Linked DNA regions of Mus musculus: region 2 is linked to region 1. The links are chromatin loops, found by intact Hi-C in ENCODE. Cell type or tissue: heart. All regions are shown on one strand. Links, peaks and the distances in the headings refer to the core of each region. The heading gives the core; the rest is flanking DNA.

What was found. A loop is a pair of places that touch in the nucleus more often than their neighbours do. Peaks named below come from ENCODE experiments on the same cell type or tissue, not always from the same donor. Only the 100,000 strongest peaks of a DNase experiment are listed, where the experiment ranks them.
Region 2: a loop joins it to region 1, with 2.0 times the contacts of the local background. A loop is called at or near these places in 4 of 42 quality-filtered maps.

The regions. Positions count from the first base shown.
Region 1 is chr4:155,888,270-155,896,594 of GRCm38, reverse strand. It overlaps Ints11 (integrator complex subunit 11), which reads right to left. Exons shown (of 17, transcript NM_028020.3): 15 at 8,269-8,325; 16 at 8,070-8,199; 17 at 7,492-7,975. The coding sequence ends at 7,910. It overlaps Pusl1 (pseudouridylate synthase-like 1), which reads left to right and starts at 4,833. Exons shown (of 8, transcript NM_001033490.1): 1 at 4,833-4,964; 2 at 5,180-5,237; 3 at 5,356-5,543; 4 at 5,693-5,842; 5 at 5,926-6,096; 6 at 6,872-6,926; 7 at 6,999-7,161; 8 at 7,427-7,738. The coding sequence starts at 4,888. The coding sequence ends at 7,440. Acap3 (ArfGAP with coiled-coil, ankyrin repeat and PH domains 3) reads right to left here and starts at 4,720. Exons shown (of 24, transcript NM_207223.1): 1 at 4,154-4,720; 2 at 427-484; 3 at 1-28. The coding sequence starts at 4,200. It overlaps LOC115489960 (a long non-coding RNA gene), which reads left to right and starts at 7,828. Exons shown (of 2, transcript XR_003955325.1): 1 at 7,828-8,072. In heart, for the core only: CTCF peaks have their summits at 1,783 and 4,462; DNase peaks (open chromatin) are centred at 1,194, 2,164, 4,374, 4,784 and 3 weaker places; H3K4me3 peaks cover 5,045 bases; H3K27ac peaks cover 3,003 bases.
Region 2 is chr4:155,829,350-155,837,674 of GRCm38, reverse strand. Aurkaip1 (aurora kinase A interacting protein 1) reads right to left here and starts at 6,406. Exons shown (of 4, transcript NM_025338.4): 1 at 5,940-6,406; 2 at 5,605-5,692; 3 at 4,878-5,323; 4 at 4,577-4,784. The coding sequence starts at 5,659. The coding sequence ends at 4,683. In heart, for the core only: CTCF peaks have their summits at 3,656 (motif pointing left) and 6,071 (motif pointing left); DNase peaks (open chromatin) are centred at 3,534, 4,224, 6,084, 6,374 and 1 weaker place; H3K4me3 peaks cover 2,670 bases; H3K27ac peaks cover 1,766 bases.

The DNA of each region.
Region 1 (8,325 bases), core at 94-8,093:
CAATCATACCACTGCACAGTTTGACCAGCTACAAGTGGGACAGAGTGGGCAAAATGAGGGCCTGACTTTCTCCAAGCTGGTAACGCAGATCCGCCACAAGGCCAGGCCAGAGAGGATACACTTTCAGTCGGGGGCAGCCAGAATTTAACTCAGGCCCATTAACATCCAGACATAGCTGCCCCTTTTCAGTTCAGGGCTAGGGACAGACTCTATCACCTAAATGGTATTCAGAGGATCATCTAGAAGGAGAGATTGGTGTTCCCCTCCCCGTCACACTAGGCACAGCAAACACAGCAGCTATTTCCCAACCAATAGGCATCTCAGACACAGGCAGCTATACCTGGAGTCATCCCATAGTCCCAGGCTGGGCTTGGAGTGCGCACAGTAGTGTTGGGCACTCTATGTACCACCAGCTCTGTCTCTTACCTTGTCCAGTTTAGCCTCGATCTCAACCACATCTGTTTCTACCTCATCAATAGTTGCCCTGCAACAAGAATTGGGTGGTTAGATCACTTGGAGTTTCATTTCCTGTTGCATCCCCCCAGGGGTTTTGTTGCCAGAATGGGGCTCCAGGAAACTGGGGCTGAGAGCGATAAACACCCTCCCTGCCCGATGGACATAACTGGGACCCAGGTCCAGCACTTTGGAGCTACCCAGAGCAGGCTGAAGCCACCCAGTCTTGCCACATGGGCTATCCCATGATATCACATACATACACACTACAGTATAGCTATGCCCCATGAGCCAAGGGTTAACATGTCCTTATTTCCTAAGCACAATAATGCTGAAGTCTCATGATGTGGTGTTGGTGCCCATGATAGTCTTCTCTGGGGCTCAGAGTTGAGCTTTGACTCCATCTGGACAGGTCCCTTCTCACTGAAAAGAGCCTGGTCCCTTACTTCTTTGCTTCAACTACAGGCCAATTTGGCCTGCAGCTAGATGACCCTAAAACAGTTGGTTATGAACCATCAGCTAAGGGACCTCAAACTCCACCTCCCTCAACCTCAAGGCTCCATACAGCTCAGCTCAGTCAGAAGAAGAGATGGATCATCGGGTCTCCTTGGAGCTCATTCTCACCAATCCAGGCTGATAAAGAAGATGCCCTGGGGAGGGAGGAGTTAATGATGACATCACCAAGAGAAGCCTGGGAGAATCCCGGAAGCCAAAGGCAGATGGATCGGGCACGTGACTGCACCCCCCAACTCCAAGTTGGGAACAGGAAATCAGGAAATCAGGGCAGACTCCCAGCAGCCCCCCACCTCATTCAACCAGCTCAGCTGGTGAGCTAGGCCCATCTGGCCTACAAGGGAAGGGGTACCTTGGGAACAAAATAGGCCGAAGGTTTAGACAGACCTCTAGGAACAAGACTTACACGGGCTGGAGGTTGGGTGTCAGAGGGGAATTAGTTCTAGCAGCTCCTTAGCCCTTTCTGCCCTACTCTTTAGAAAGGAAAGGAGAAAGACCTGTTGTGGAGTTTCTCCTGGGTAAGGGGCATGAGAAGCATAGGGGCTGAAACACGGTTTCATTTAGAACCTGGGCTGAAATGGCCAGGCTGCCCTAGCCACGGACCCTCGAAGATCCCGGCCATCAGCCTCATCCCTTCGTAAGGGCTTAGGCACCGTGATTCCTAAAGCTCAGAGGGACAGGGACAGAGCTGCAGCATCCGAGTGAACCATTGGCAGCCATGCCTTTGATGGATGCTGCACAGCCTGTCCGGCTTGGTGGGGGGGGGAAAAAAAAGTCCTTTATCTAAGCCTAACACAGGCTACCACAGGAGGCTCTGTTCCAGGATTCTGGCCACTACGCGAGCCAGAAGTTCCAGAACACAGATGTAACTATCTGCCTAGGAGAGACCAATTCAGTGCTCCCCAAGCAGGCCTGACAGCCCAGACAGCTGCATGGAGAGCTGCAGCTGGCCAGGGAGCCAGAAACTGGGAGGGGCTGCAGCAGGAGCTGGCATTTGTATTCACGGGGACAGGGGAACATAGTGGGCAGTTAGTACAAGCTCAAGGGGGCCAGCATTCTGTCCCGGGAGTCTCTCAGCACTCCCTTCCTCAGCCAAGGACCTGAGGCATCCCCTCCTGCCCCATGCCTATTTTTTGCCAGCCAGGGACTTCCTCAGCAGCTTGGAGGTTGGGGAGGAGCCCCCTCACCAAAGCCATGACTCAGCGCTTGAAGCCCCACCCAGGGAAGGGCTTGCAGCCAAGGCTGGGCCGGCTTCTCTTCCGGGGCTCCCCTGCACCCCCACCCACAGCTTCAGGGACTATGAGACATTCCTAAGGCTGTCACAAGCCCTTATTCTAGGCCAAGAGTCCCAAAGCAAAACTACCAACGTTTCTAGGTTTGGGTCTAGGCTCCACCTCACTTCCACATCCTTCAGACAGCCCCACCCTGCCTCACCTAAAGGTTCTTGGCCACAAAGATCAAGTTATAACTTCAGTAAAACCTTAGAGTAGACAAGGTACTCTTCGAACTCATCCAGTCACAGCCCACCCCACACCACCAAGCCAGGTTCCATCACCCCAAGACCAATGTCCGGAGAGTCATCCCCAGCATTCCCCTCCTCCATCAAAAGAAATGATGTTAAGCCTAGGTACCTGCCACACCTACTGCAGCCCCACAAGTCCAACTGGCTGGCTGTGGCAAAGAAGGCCTAGAGGTGAGTGGATTTCTGCTTAGGCCCAAAACCCTGTACAAGGCAGGGTAGAGCCAGGGCTTTGCAGAAAGGGGTAAGGGCAAAAATGAGAGCGCTTCAACTGGGGCCCAGTTCCATGCACTGAGACCTTGGCTAAGACTCCTACCAAATGGATGCAGAACTGTGGGGTATCAGAGGCTCTCAGACCACTCCTCTCAATAGAAAACAGGAAAGCATAGTTGACTGCCTTAAGCCCCCTGCCTATAGTCAGTGGACACTCTTGGCAAACTCTAACGCTCCAAGGTGTTTCTGGCTGACTCTCTTGCAAGGTGGTTTTGCAAAGAGCTGGACTGCTGAGGTAGGCCCTCAGAAACCCAGCACTCATGTACATATGTGGTCAAGCTCACACGAGCAAAGGCATGATACATGCTTATACATAAACATGCATACATGTATTAGCACAGGGCATGCAGACATGTGTTCCAGGGATACAGTGCACACTAAAACACACACCTGCATACGTTAACATGTGTCTAGTAGCATGGCAAACACGGTTCACGAATCCACAGAGATGTAGCACATGTACACACGTGTCCATCCACACTAGGCTATGTGCATGCATCAAGCACACCAACTCCGTATCACAGCTCACCCACACATTCATGTGCACCAAGGAGAGCAGAGTGGCAGAACATGCTCCCCCCCCCCCCGTGTGTGTGTGTGTGTGTGTGTGTGTGTGTGTGTGTGCACATACAGAGGTGGGACACCTCACGAAGGTCCGAAATTTCAAATGACACACAGGAGGTACTCCATTACTGTCTGCCAAATGCCACTCAATGAAACAGATGTATATCTGTGTGGCCATGTGGTTCACACAGATGTGCACGACTGTATTCCAGGAACAATAAAAGAAACAAACCCATAGGTGAATAAGGCCCATACCCTTCCACCTAAACACGACTTCCTCATCCTTACAGCCTCTACCCCTTCAGGCTCCTGGGTCACTCATACATCCGTTAACTCTCACCAAGGTGTCTATCTCAGGCCCTGATGGCTCCGGCTGGTTGCACCCATACACTGCTCTGGACATACGGATCAAGATAGAGACCAAGCAGGGTGCCAGACAATCCTAGCCAGAATTGGACTACAGGGCCAAGGAGGAGCCCAGTACTTGTGGCACACCAGAGCATACACACAAAGAAGGGTGGACAGTTCTAGAGATGGCACTGGACGCAAATGCCCAGTGACACACAGCTGCCCAAGGCGGTCTGCACACTCACCCCCGCGCGCGAGGTGATCAGCACAGGGGCGTCTTTTGTTCCGGTCCCCCGAGGCCGGAGGCGGAGCTGCGCAGCTAGGGGACCGCGACTCCGGCTCCCGCCGGTTTGTCCGTGCCAGGTCTTCTGCTCCGTCCAGGTGGACTCGGAGCGGTCACCACGCTGGACACCCCTTGCCCGCCTCCGGCACAAAGGCGGCTCCCCATCCCCGCCCGCGCCCTACCCCGGGCCCGCAGCACACCTGAAGCGCGGCGAGTCCTTGATGCATTCCTCGAACTCTACCGTCATGGCTGCGGCGAGCGGTGCTCACTGTGCGGAGGACCAAGGCGCGTCGAGCGGCATCCCCGGCCCGTGGACCGTCTGTGGCGCCCGCGCCGAGCTGCGCTCCGCGCCCGCCCGCCCGCCTGCCCGCCTCGGTCTGAGCCCGGCGCGCCGCGGCCCCGCCCCGCCTGTCACCGCTGGGGAGCGTCGCCAAAGTCAGCCTCTGCCTGCGCCACCCGCTGTCACCTCCGGGGAGCGTCGCTAAAAGCGCCGCTGCATCCCCTCGCCTGTCGCTGCGCTCTGTCCTCGGTCACCACGGTCTGGGAGCTGGGCCGGCCTCGGCGGTTGGGCTTCGGAGTGGTTTGGCTCGGTCGCGGGACAGGGAAGGGCACGGCTCGCCCACTTCAGGCATCACGGCGGTGGTGAACTCGGCTGGAATGCTGCCGACGGACACACTCCGCGACGGCGGCGGGGAGATCGGGAGTGAACGAATTAAGGTCGCTTGTGCGGAAGCGACCCATCATCGCGCCCCTGTGAGGCCGAGGACAGGAAACATAGCCGGCTCTAGAGGACCGCACTTTGCACCCGATCCCTAAGCTTGGCTCCGCCCCCGCCTCTCCATTCAGGCGGGGCGGACCGAGTCAGTGCGCAGGCGCCGTCCCTGCTGGGCTGGGTCGACCGCGGGCCACGTGCAAGCGCCCCGCCCGCTCAAATATGGGCTCCTGCGGGGCGGTGGGCTCGGTGCGTGCGCGCTACCTTGTGTTCTTGCAGTACTTGGGCACTGACTTCAAGTACGTTTTCCCGCTGTTACCCCCGCGTTCTCCACTCGGCCTCGCGGGAAGTCCGCGAGGTGACCAGGACGGGCGCGATCGGTCTCGGGATGCGGGATTTTAGGAGCCGAGGAACACAGTGGCCTGCACCGAACCCACGCGCCTGGGCGCCGAGACCCCTGGCGGGACAGCGTCCACAGACACCGCAGATAATTCCTTCCTGTTTCTCTCCGCAGTGGGGTTGCGGCCGTGAGGGGCAATCCGCGCGCTGTTGGGGTGCTGAACTTCCTGGAGGTGAGGACCGGTTTGGGGAGGAAGAAGCAGTCGGCAGCTCCAACCCCTACCCACTCTCCTCCTCCTATTCCACGGACTCCGGCCATCGATGTGGCAGCCGCCTGTACGGTTCCCGCAGGAGGCTGCCAAGCGGCTGAACTCTGTCGACCCGGTCAGGTTCACCATCTCTAGCCGCACCGATGCCGGGGTGCATGCCCTGAGCAACGCGGCGCACCTGGACATCCAGCGCCGCCCAGGGCAGTCGCCTTTCTCCCCGGAGGTCGTGGCCAAGGCCCTCAACACCCACCTGAAGCACCCGGCCATTCGGTGAGCCCGGGGTTTTGGTATGGTTCTGGGCTTTTTTTTTTGTCTTTTACCATTGCACCCCACTGTGGTGGGAGGCAGAGATTTCCATAGTGCTGTGTGGACAGTTGGGCATACTCATTCCTGGGATGAGCCAGATCTGCTTGCCACAGTGTACTGAAGGCCTTCCGAGTGCCCAACGACTTCCACGCTCGACACGCAGCCACCTCCAGGACCTACCAATATCGTCTGGCCACAGGCTGCTCCTGGCCTAATCAACTGCCTGTGTTTGAACAAAATGTATGCTGGGCTCTGCAGACAGAGTGAGTGAGCTAAGAATGGGAAGAAAATGGCTCACCATCCATCTGCCTGGGCTCTCCTCAATAATGCTCATTTGGCTCTGCAGGTACCTGGATATGGCGGCCATGCAGGAGGCTGCCCAGCACCTCCTCGGGACACATGATTTTAGTGCCTTCCAGTCTGCTGGCAGCCCAGTCACAAATACTGTACGCACACTTCGAAGAGTCTCAGTGTCACCTGGTCCAGCCAGCCCATTTGTCCTCCCCGAGGGGAGCAGGTGAGACGACTAGCCTTTCACTATGCCAGGACTAGAGGCCACCAGGGTCATTACTCATAATACCTCAATAAAAGTGAGATGATGCTAAATGGGTATATTGCACATCCATTGGGCCTAGAGGGTGTAAGAAGGTGAGCCAGAAACTTGTGTCTTCTTCCTGTTGGGTGGGGTCTCTGCCAGCCTGGGGAGCACAGGGTGGAAAATGTTGCCTTTCTGAGGGCCCTGCCAGACCCATAGCTCTTTATAGCAGGTAAGTTCTGGCAGTCTCTGAAAAGATTTCACTAGAGCGAATAGTTCCATTCCACTTTGACAGACTACGTTAAGTTCTCTGCTTCAAACACCAGGAATCAGCCGCTCACCTTGAGAACATAACATCTGGAACCAGCTCCAAGGGTTTGGTAAAGGGGCTTTGGTGTGACCAGGCACAAGAGCACATGGCCTAGGTTCCATCTTGATAGGTGGGCTGGCTATGTCCTGCTTCAGCACAAATACTTTAGCCCCAAAACATGAAGGCCCAAAGCAATCGCTATTTCCCGTGCACAAACTAACCAATGCTCTGTTATATAATTGTTTCCTTTCATGGTATATGTAGAGTCGAGTAAGTCATGCAAAACTCGCTCACCCTCTGGAACTGGTGGTCAACTAGGCAAGAACCCACCCTGGATGGAAGCCTTTAAACCAGTATATAAATCGTTGTCTTGTCTGAAGCCACATGGTGAGCTAGGTTGGCTGAGCCTGCCCTTAGCTTGGACCTCAAAGCTGTCTGTGTTCCTAGGAGGCTGCAGTTCTGGACCTTGGAGTTTGAGAGCCAGTCTTTCCTTTATAGACAGGTAGGCTGTCTTAACCCTCACAGGATGGGCTCGGGTAGACACACCTGTGACAACCTGAGCTCTCTGCTGCAGGTGCGGAGGATGACAGCTGTGTTGGTGGCTGTGGGGCTAGGGATCCTGGCACCCACACAAGTGAAAGTGATTCTGGAGAGTCAAGATCCCTTGGGCAAGTATCAGGCTCGAGTTGCTCCAGCCCGTGGCCTGTTCTTGAAGTCAGTGCTGTATGACAACTTTGGTAAGAGGGGATGGGATTGGAAAGAATCTTTCCCAAAGCTGGGTTGTCGCTCAGGGAGGGGACTTTTGGATGCAGTCAAAGCCCACATTGTACTAGATGAGTACCCAAGCACCTAGTGGGGAAGCCAATGACAGTGGGGGGGAGGACTAAGGGATCGAATCAGCGATTCCCCAGGGTGCGTGGAGTAAGTGGTCCACTGGGTCAGATTTTGGGGATAAGTGGGGTCTCTGTAAGAGTTCTATTTTGACCTAGAGTCTATCCATAGGTCCTACATCCTGAACCCTATGGTGTCCGCGGTGTGGAAACTAGATGACGGTACACAGTGGAGATGAAGTGGAGATTGTACAACATTTATTGTGCTCGGCAGAGATTAATCTACAGCTATGTAGGGCTCTGGCAGTCCTGCCTACCTTCCAGCAGCTACCACTTCCCCGGGCTCTCTACCCTGGACATCCCTTTGTCACTAAAGGGAACAACATGGGGTACCAGGCAGTCAAAAGCTGTAAAAACCCCATTTTTCTGGGAACCCTGTTTTCTTGGGGCAGAGAGTAGGAATAAAAGACATAGAGAACAAAAAGGTCTGTTTATTACTTTAGCCAGCCTATGACTCTGATCTTATCCCTAGAACGGGGTCTGTAATCCAGTCATGGTCTCCCATTTACTCAGGGCACCCGCCTCTCGGCCGAAGCCCTGGTCCTGCTGGGAGAACAGCAAGAGACAAGAGCAGTGGATTCCTGGTGGATACATGTCAGCTGGGAGCCTGAGGAAGGCCATTTTTGAGCAATGTTGTGAGGAAGCTTCCCAGCTCTTCATCCTGTAAGGAAGGGAGCCACAGTTAAACACTGCAAACAACACAATTCCAAGGAAGTGAGGCCTACAGGAGTAATAGTGATGCCCATGCTCCTTACCTGGTAAGTCCAGGAGACCAATAGCACCTTGGTACCAGGGTCCTCCGAATGGGCGGCAGCCTGGATTAGAATGGACTCCACAGTCACAGAGCCATCGGGGAGATGCTGTACACAGTGGTCCTTGAGGGTGCTAAGGAGAGGCATAGTTAGACCCCTGCCTCACCCTGCTTGTTGAGGGTAGGAAAAGGCCAGGGCGCACCTCTTGAGATGGCTGTACACACGTAAAGCTGTTTCTTGTTCTTTGCGTGTGTCCTGC
Region 2 (8,325 bases), core at 259-8,258, 59 kb after region 1:
CAACCCACTAGGCACAAGGACTGAGAATCCGACGTTGGCTCCTATTTCTGGTGATTTGGACATTCCAGGCAGCCCGGCTCATTGGGGCAAAAAACCACAGGACCAGAGATTCAGTCAAGCCCAACTCCCCCACCACAGCCTTCTTAAAAGAAGGCCAAAGGAATATAATCAGATCAGACGCAGGCACAAACTGAGTTGCTCATGCATCCACTGTTACTCATCCATCCATAAAGACCCACATTGGTCTTTAGTTATCCAGCATTTACCAAACACCCACTGTATACCAAGCACTCAAGATTTAATGCTAAACTAGACAGATGTACCAGTCCCTGCCCTATTGATAGACCACTATACTTATCTTTTATAATCGATGTATGTATGTGCGTACGTATGTATGTATGTATGTATTGAGAAAGGGTCTCTCTACATAGCCTTGGGGGCTATGGGATTCACTGTTTTCACAATGTAGACCAGACTGGACTCCAATTTCCTGAGATCCACCTGCCTCTACTTACCAAGTACTAGGATTAAAGTCACACACCACTACACCTGGCTTATGATCATTTAAAAAATATTTATGGTGTGTGTGTGTGTGTGTGTCACCTGCATGTATGTTTCTGTACTATGTGAAGTGCACTCAGAGGCCAGAAGAGGGCATCAGATTCTCTGCAACTGGAGCTACAGGTAGTTGTTAGCCACCTTTCGGTGCTGGGAACCAAACCTGGGTCCTCTGGAAGAGGAACAAACACTCTGAGCCACTAGACCGCCTCTTATGATCATTTCTAAATAGCAGAAGTGGGATGAGCATGGTGCACATTCCTGTTACCCCAGCATTCAAGAGGATGAGTCAGGAGATCACCATTAGTAAGAAGAACCTGTCTTAAAATGAGGCCGGCGAATTTCTGAGTTCGAGGTCAACCTGGTCTACAGAGTGAGTTCCAGGACAGCCAGGGTTACACAGAGAAACCCTGTCTCGAAAAACCAAAATAAATAAATAAATAAGTATAAAAAATAAATGCCACAAGAATAGGCCTGGGCCATCTGGCTAGAGATTGGCCTGATGACACATAAAAATATTGAGACTGGGCTGGAGAGATGGCTCAGCGGTTAAGAGCACTGACTGCTCTTCCAGAAGTCCTGAGTTCAATTCCCAGCAGAGAGATGAGCATAATTTAAAAAGTACTGGATATGATGGCACAAACCTTTAATAACAGTGCTTGGGAGGCAAATCTCTGTGAGTTCAAGGCCAGCCTGTATCAAAAAAAAAAAAAAAAAGCCAGGCATGGTGGCACAAGCCTTTGATCCCAGCACTCAGGAGGCAGAGGCAGGCAGATTTCTGAGTTCGAGGCCAGCCTGGTCTACAAAGTGAGTTCCAGGACAGCCAGGGCTACACAGAGAAACCCTGTCTCGGAAAAAAAAAAAAAAAAAAAAAAGACAGGGTCCCTTCTAAGCCTGCTTTGTTCTTGAACTCACTTTATAGTCAAGGATAACCTTGAACTTTTGTTTATAGTCAGGCTTTCTCTGTGTGTCCCTAGCTATGCTAGAACTCACTCTATAGACCAGGCTGACCTCAAATTCAAGAGATCAGCCTGCCTCTGCCTCCCATACCTGGCAATCATAAATTTCTAATCTATCCTTTGAATGCTGAGTCTTAGATTCAGGGTTTTGTGTATGCTTGGCAAACACCTGCCAACTGAGTGTACAGCTTCAGCCTGTACTAGAGTTTACAGTACTGCTCCTCCAAACCCCAAGCTGCGATTATGGGGACCCAACTCTCCCGAGGCTTCTCGATCTGGGATTCTGTAGTCCTACACTTAGGACGTCTCAGTTCTCCTAGTAAAAGCAAGTTGGAGAACGAAAGCCTACGCGGCAATGTCAGTCCTAGACAGAAATATCTCCCCAACTCCAGTCTTAACCCTAGTCCATGTCCTTGCCAGGACTAACTCAAGGGGACCATCCTCCTCCTAGGTTCTGCCCTATATAGGACACATTGTCCTTGCCAGCCACATACTTCCCCGACAGTAGGAAATAAGACCCATTGGAGGATCAGGCTTGCTTCAGACAGCTGTACACACGTACAATGCCCTGGCCAAAGTTCCTCAGCAGAGCTAAGAATTCGTGTATGTGGAGACCCTGAACATTTACTGGTTAAGAGATACACTAGGTAAATATGCTGGCTGAGCAGGCATGTGGTGGGGGATTAGCTCTCAAAAGACCACACTGAGATAGCTATTAGCTTTTAGTGTTGGCATAAGAGTTGGGGTACCCAACATGGTTTGAAGACCACTCTTGCCAATCCTGGCCCGGCAGGAACCTGAACTCTGACACTGCTAGGAGAGTGAGCAGTTGTAAGCAGAACCAAATCACAAGCCTCCCCTCACGGCGTTTCCCCAGAACAGGGGGATAGCAAGGGGCTGTGTGTCCCACAAGGGAGAAGGCAGGAGAGGTCCTATAGGAAAGGAAGGACTTGTGACCTGGGAGGAGATGCAAAGATAAAAGACATAATCCTCCAATTGTCTGCTGAGATCTTGGTTGGGTAGGGGAATAAGAATCTCATCCCCAGGTCTGACTCTGTGTGTAGGACTGTGTGGTAGTCACGTGTTCCTGTCTTGAAGGAATCCAGCAAAATCTGTTGTTTCTGATACCCATAACAACTAAAAATGTCTCTAGAAGATTCAGGCCATGTTAAGATCCACTGCCCATGGGCAGACAGGATGGTGCATGACTTTCATCCCAGCACTCGGGAGGCAGAGGCATGATGATCTGAGGTTGAAGCTAGCCTAGGCTACATAGTTCTAGGAGAGCCAGGACTACATAGAGACCCTGTTTCATAAAACAAAACAGGGCTGGTGAGATGGCTCAGTGGTTAAGAGCACTGACTGCTCTTCCGAAGGTCCTGAGTTCAAATCCCAGCAACCACATGGTGGCTCACAACCATCTGTAATGAGATCTGACTCCCTCTTCTGGTGTGTCTAAGACAGCTACAGTGTACTTATGTATAATAAATAAATAAATCTTAAATAAAATTAAAACAACCAAAAACAAACAAACAAACAAACAAACAAAAAAAACCCCAAAACCTGCCTATTATTCTGAATGAACTATGAGGTGAAGTAGCCCAGAGCCTTTTCTTTTCCAGCTGGCACCCTGGGTGGAAGCCAGCATGGTAGCTGAAGCACCCAGGCCTGGGCCACTCAGGACACTCTACCATCAGTATTCACATTGAAGCCCACCTCCCTGGAGCTGTTCACAGTGGTCCCAGAGCACTCTCTTCTAACATCTGGGTGCTTAGCTCCAGACAGGAGAATTAAAATCCCATTTTTCCTCTAAAAGGAAGTGTGGGGTGAGCCACAGGGCAGCTCCTGGGCAGGGCTGGAAGGAAATACCAGGAGCAGCTGTGGACAGCCAAAAGTGCCAGCAGAATGCAGGGAGCTACAGGGTTAGACGTGGCCAGAACTGGATCAGAGAGAGAATGCTCCACTTCAACAAGGCTCCATCTTTGAGGCCCTGGCCCTAGAACCCTTGTTCCAGTCACCCCAGGAGACCCAGACTCAGGAAGAGTACCACAGCTGGGGAGCCCTGACAGGAGCTTTCAGCCAGCTGCTCTGGTCTTCTGCCAGGGACTGTGGGATGCCAAGAGCCTGGTTGCTGCCCCCTTATGGTCACTAGTAAAAGCACAACTACATTAGAGGTTTTTGGCTTTTGCACTCCATCCAATCAGCTTCAATTTTTCAGCAGAGAGCACAAGGCCCTTATTGGACCCTGCCTTTAGAAACCGGTTCACTGATTCACATTCATTGGTCAGGGGCACAGTTGGATCCCAAGGGACATCTGGTTATCAATATCATCTAAGCCAGCCTAGATTTGTTAGTTCAGGTGATATCGGAGAGCAGGGTTCATGAGGGCCCGCGTGGCCTAACAGATGCACTGTTCAGTTCCCAAGCTTATTCCTAGCTCCCTCATAACTTGGTATACAAGGCCAGGGTCCTTCCAGGTCCTCAACTATTCAGAGCATACACTCCTCTTGATGCAGGGATACTCTTCCCCAAGCTAGACTCTAAAAACAGCATCTTCTGTAGTAAGATGTCAACACTGAACCTAGCAAAACACACCATCCAGGCAACCTTCCTGATTAATGCTCCCACCCACACGGCTGAGGAGCCAAGCAGAAGCTGGGACATCTGGGAACACTGGCGACCCACCCCAATACCCTGTCCCTGTGGCAAGACGAGTCCATCCCAGCCAACAGGGCAACTTAAATGGCTCATCAACTACAGAGGACCACGTGCCATCTCTTGAGACATCTGAGCTTCCCTTTTCTGCTTCCCTCCTGAGTCCTCACAGATCATCTCTTACTCCATAATCAGCACTCCCCTTAACCCAGGTACCCCTCAGCTCCAGGACACCAGGACACCCAGTATTCACATTGATGTCCACCTTCCTGGAGCTGTTCAGTGGTCCCAGAGCACACATCTCTAAATGAGGCAGATTAGTCAGGCTGGAGGTCAAGGACAATTAGGCACACTTGGGCCCTGGGTTCCTATGACAGAGTCTTTTTTTACCCGAAGAGATCTCACACCAAGCCAAAGAAACTCTAGGTCGGCCTAGAATAATTGAGTCCTTCCAATATTTATTATAGTGGGTCAGAAGCAGCAAGAGAGCCAGAGGGACAGGAACCCAGATTATTTGTTCTTCAGGTAGATCTTCGGGGTCTGCCAGTTCTCAGGGGCTTCCTTCAGGCCTGCCTTAAGCCAGATGCGCTTCAAGTCTTTCTCAAATTTGATCTGCAAGGGCAGAGGAGACAACCAACTTATTATAACGAGCAAAGCCTCTTTTAACCACTGTCAGTCTAGGTCCAAGGGAGTGCCCATATTCACCTGCTTCTTCTTCAAACGTCCTTCCCGGACCTTGCGACGTAGAAACCGGGTCCTTTTGACCAGTTTACGGTACTTGTGGTGGTTCATCTTTCGCCTTCGGATCTTCAGCACGTTTTTGCACTGCACTGGAGTGGCATCCCAGGCTTCCCTGACTCCCTGCTGGGCTTCCTCCTCCCCCTGCCTAGGTGGACATTCGTAGAACTGGGAGGGAGCCAGAGTCACTGGGACCTCGACATTCCGTCTGGGCAATAAGTATTGAGCAGTCAGCCAGCTCTCTAGAGGACTGATGGCCATCTTCCTGGGGACCAGGAACTCCTCAAGCTCTGACTGGGTCCTCTTACCAGGGAGGGAGGCAGCCCGACTTGGGCTTGCAGGCTGCAAACTGTAAAGGGGTCGAAAAGCATAGCTGCCAATCACCCCGGAGCCAGGGCAGGAACGACTGAAACCTGGGGAAACAACACAGTTGCTACTAGTGCCATCACAGCAGATCAGAACACCACTACTACCCAGGCTAGGGCAACATGTAGACCCAAATGGTAAGGCCTGCCCCTTATCCTTCCGTCTGGAGTTGTGATGTGCTCCTACATACTACATGCAAGCTCGCAGGAAAAGGTTTGTGCCCAGGCTCTTATTCCCAGTAGCGACAGGAGACTACTGAAGGCGAGCTGGGCCGCGATGATTCCCATCCCCAAGTCAGGTGTGGATTCCGCGTCCAGGGGCGTCTTACCTGCCCAGGGAACAACAGTCCTGGCCAGCCGTGAAGTCAGGCGCGCCAGGAACATGGTGAGCAGTTGGTCCGGCGGCAGCGCTCAAAGCTAGAACACAGGAACCAGCTGAGGTCACGCAGCGGCGACGGGCAGTGCTCTCGGCCGCAGGCCTCGCATATCCCATCACCCTGGGTCCCCCTGACCCGCGATAAGGAGACATCTTCAAAAGTCGCTCTGAGCGCAAATCCTGTCCCTACTTCTCTCCACCAGCGTGGTCGCTGTAAGCCGCCCACCCACGGTTCCCGCTCAGGCAGCGAAACCCACAGCGCAGGACGATATCGACGCTCGCACGCACCAAACAGACGCAGGCCAAGCGAGCTCCGCCGCCGCTCATCATCTGAGCCCCGCAACAGGCCCACCGAATCCCGGAAGTTAGGACCGATCAGGTCGCCTCTGACCTCGACCACTTCCGGTCCCTGGTCCTACGCAGCGCCCTCTGGTGCCCGGCTCTGCGCTAACTCGATCCTTGCGTGCCCGAAGGCGATCGCTTCCGGTTGGAGGGGACGCTTCCCCTGCCGCTGTTGTCCAGCAGCAACAACGTTCCGGGTAAAAAGTGCCCACACCCGACACCCACCACAATCCCGGAGAGTGCTCTCTGCGTGCACGCGGACTTTACAGTATATATATATATATTTTTTTCCTTTCGTCTCTCCCAAGCCGGTTAGCCTCCGGGTACCGCCATGGACCGTAGGACTGCGGAAGTGACAAGTGGCGCTCCTCCTGTTAGGGCGGCAGGTCGTTTAATAGTCCTGTGGGATAGGCTGGCTGCAGAATGGGGCGCTCTGCTTCTTGAGGCCTCAGAAACTCCGCCCTGTTCCTGCTCCGCGGTCCTACCCTGCCGCTAATCTCAAGTGAAAAAAGTCCTAATTTCTTTAGTGTGCCCTGAGGAAAAAAAAATTTTTTTTAAAGATTTATTTATTTTTTATTATATATAAGTACACTGTAGCTGTCTTCAGACACTCCAGAAGAGGGAGTCAGATCTCATTACGGATGGTTGTGAGCCACCATGTGGTTGCTGGGATTTGAACTTCGGACCTTCGGAAGAGCAGTCGGGTGCTCTTACCCACTGAGCCATCTCACCAGCCCCCTGAGGAAAAATTTAAATATCCTCACACACACGTTAATTTTTATCCCAAAACTTAAAAGCAGCTTCTTCAGAATACGGCTGCTGCTTTCCTTGGCAAGAGCCTAGCAATCCACTGCACCTCAGTGTGGACCAGAAAGTCCTGCTGGCTCCGATGGACAGGGGTGCAAGACTAGGGTTCTCCTTCATTTGAGAAACTACGTATGCCTCGCATGAGGGATTTCTGTGGATTCTTAACACAAAGTGGCCAAATATCTCATTCTCAGGCATTAACCTAGCTAAAGTTACATAAACCAATAAGAGGGCAGAAATTGCAGGCTGTCGTCCCAGCTGTGTAACTGAGGTCACAAAGTGATGTTGCGTGTACCCTACCTTCGAGAGGGGATGCTGGAGATATTTGTCTTTTCTAATGATGTTTCGAGAGGGGAGGCACAATGTGCACCTGCATATGCCACAGCACACATGGAGTCATTTCTCTTCTTCCACATTTAAGGAAGTGAATTCCAGGGATCTCATTCAAGTTGTCGGGTTTATGTGGCAAGCACTTAACCACTGCGCTAGCCCAAACAGGAAGGTTTATGCATTTTAGTCTGTCTTTAGTTCAGACTCTCACCCTGGGTTTAGCCACAAAAGGCAAATGGAGTCTCTAGATTCCAGCCCTCACCTTGGTGCTCCCAGTCCTCAACATGGCCAGCTTTTATTTGATGTGTTTCTCCTTGGATTGCATAACTAAAGGTTCAAGGAGATGAATAAAAGTAAATAAATCCATCAGAGAAATGGTCATGTTCACAACAACCCGTATCGGGACAGGTCTTTGTAGAGTCAGGGACAATAAGAGAAAGGGCAAGTGGAAACAAGTTTTGGAAAGAGACCAAGCAAAGCATCCTCCTTACACAATCCCGGGAACTAGCAAGTTTCTAGTCTTCCAGGAGGTGAGTAAAGCCAACCTTGTTAAGATCCCTATACTTTCCTGGGTGGTGGTGGCCCACGCCTTTAATCCCAGCACTTGGGAAACAGAGTCAGATGGATCTCTTTTGAGTTGCAAGGCCAGCCTGGTCTACAGATTGAATTCTAGGACAGCCAGGGCTACACAGAGAAACCCTGTCTCAAAAAACCAAAAGACCCCCTGTATCTCAAACAGGCTCCAGGCCAAAACAGAACATGCCCAACCAGGGCAGGGTAGCTGCTTGGCCATGGTGGCAATAAAACACAGACACATAGCCATGACACCATGACATTGTATTGCTACTGTAAACTAACCTTGCCAAGGCAGATCTGGAATTGCAAAGGTTAATCCTTCATAAAAACCTAAGAAAAAAAGCACTGCTGGGGCTGAAGAGATGGCTTGGTGGTTAAGAGTACTTCCTATTCTTCCGTGGGATTTTCGTTTGTTCCCAATCAGAAAGAACCCGAAAGAAAGAAAGAAAGAAAGAAAGAAAGAAAGAAAGAAAGAAAGAAAGAAAGAAAGAAAGAAAGAAAGGAAGGAAGGAAGGAAGGAAGGAAGGAAGGAAGGAAGGAAGGAAGGAAGGAAGGAAGGAAGGAAGGAAGGAAGGAAGGAAGAAAGAAAGAAAGAAAGAAAGAAAGAAAGAAAGAAAGA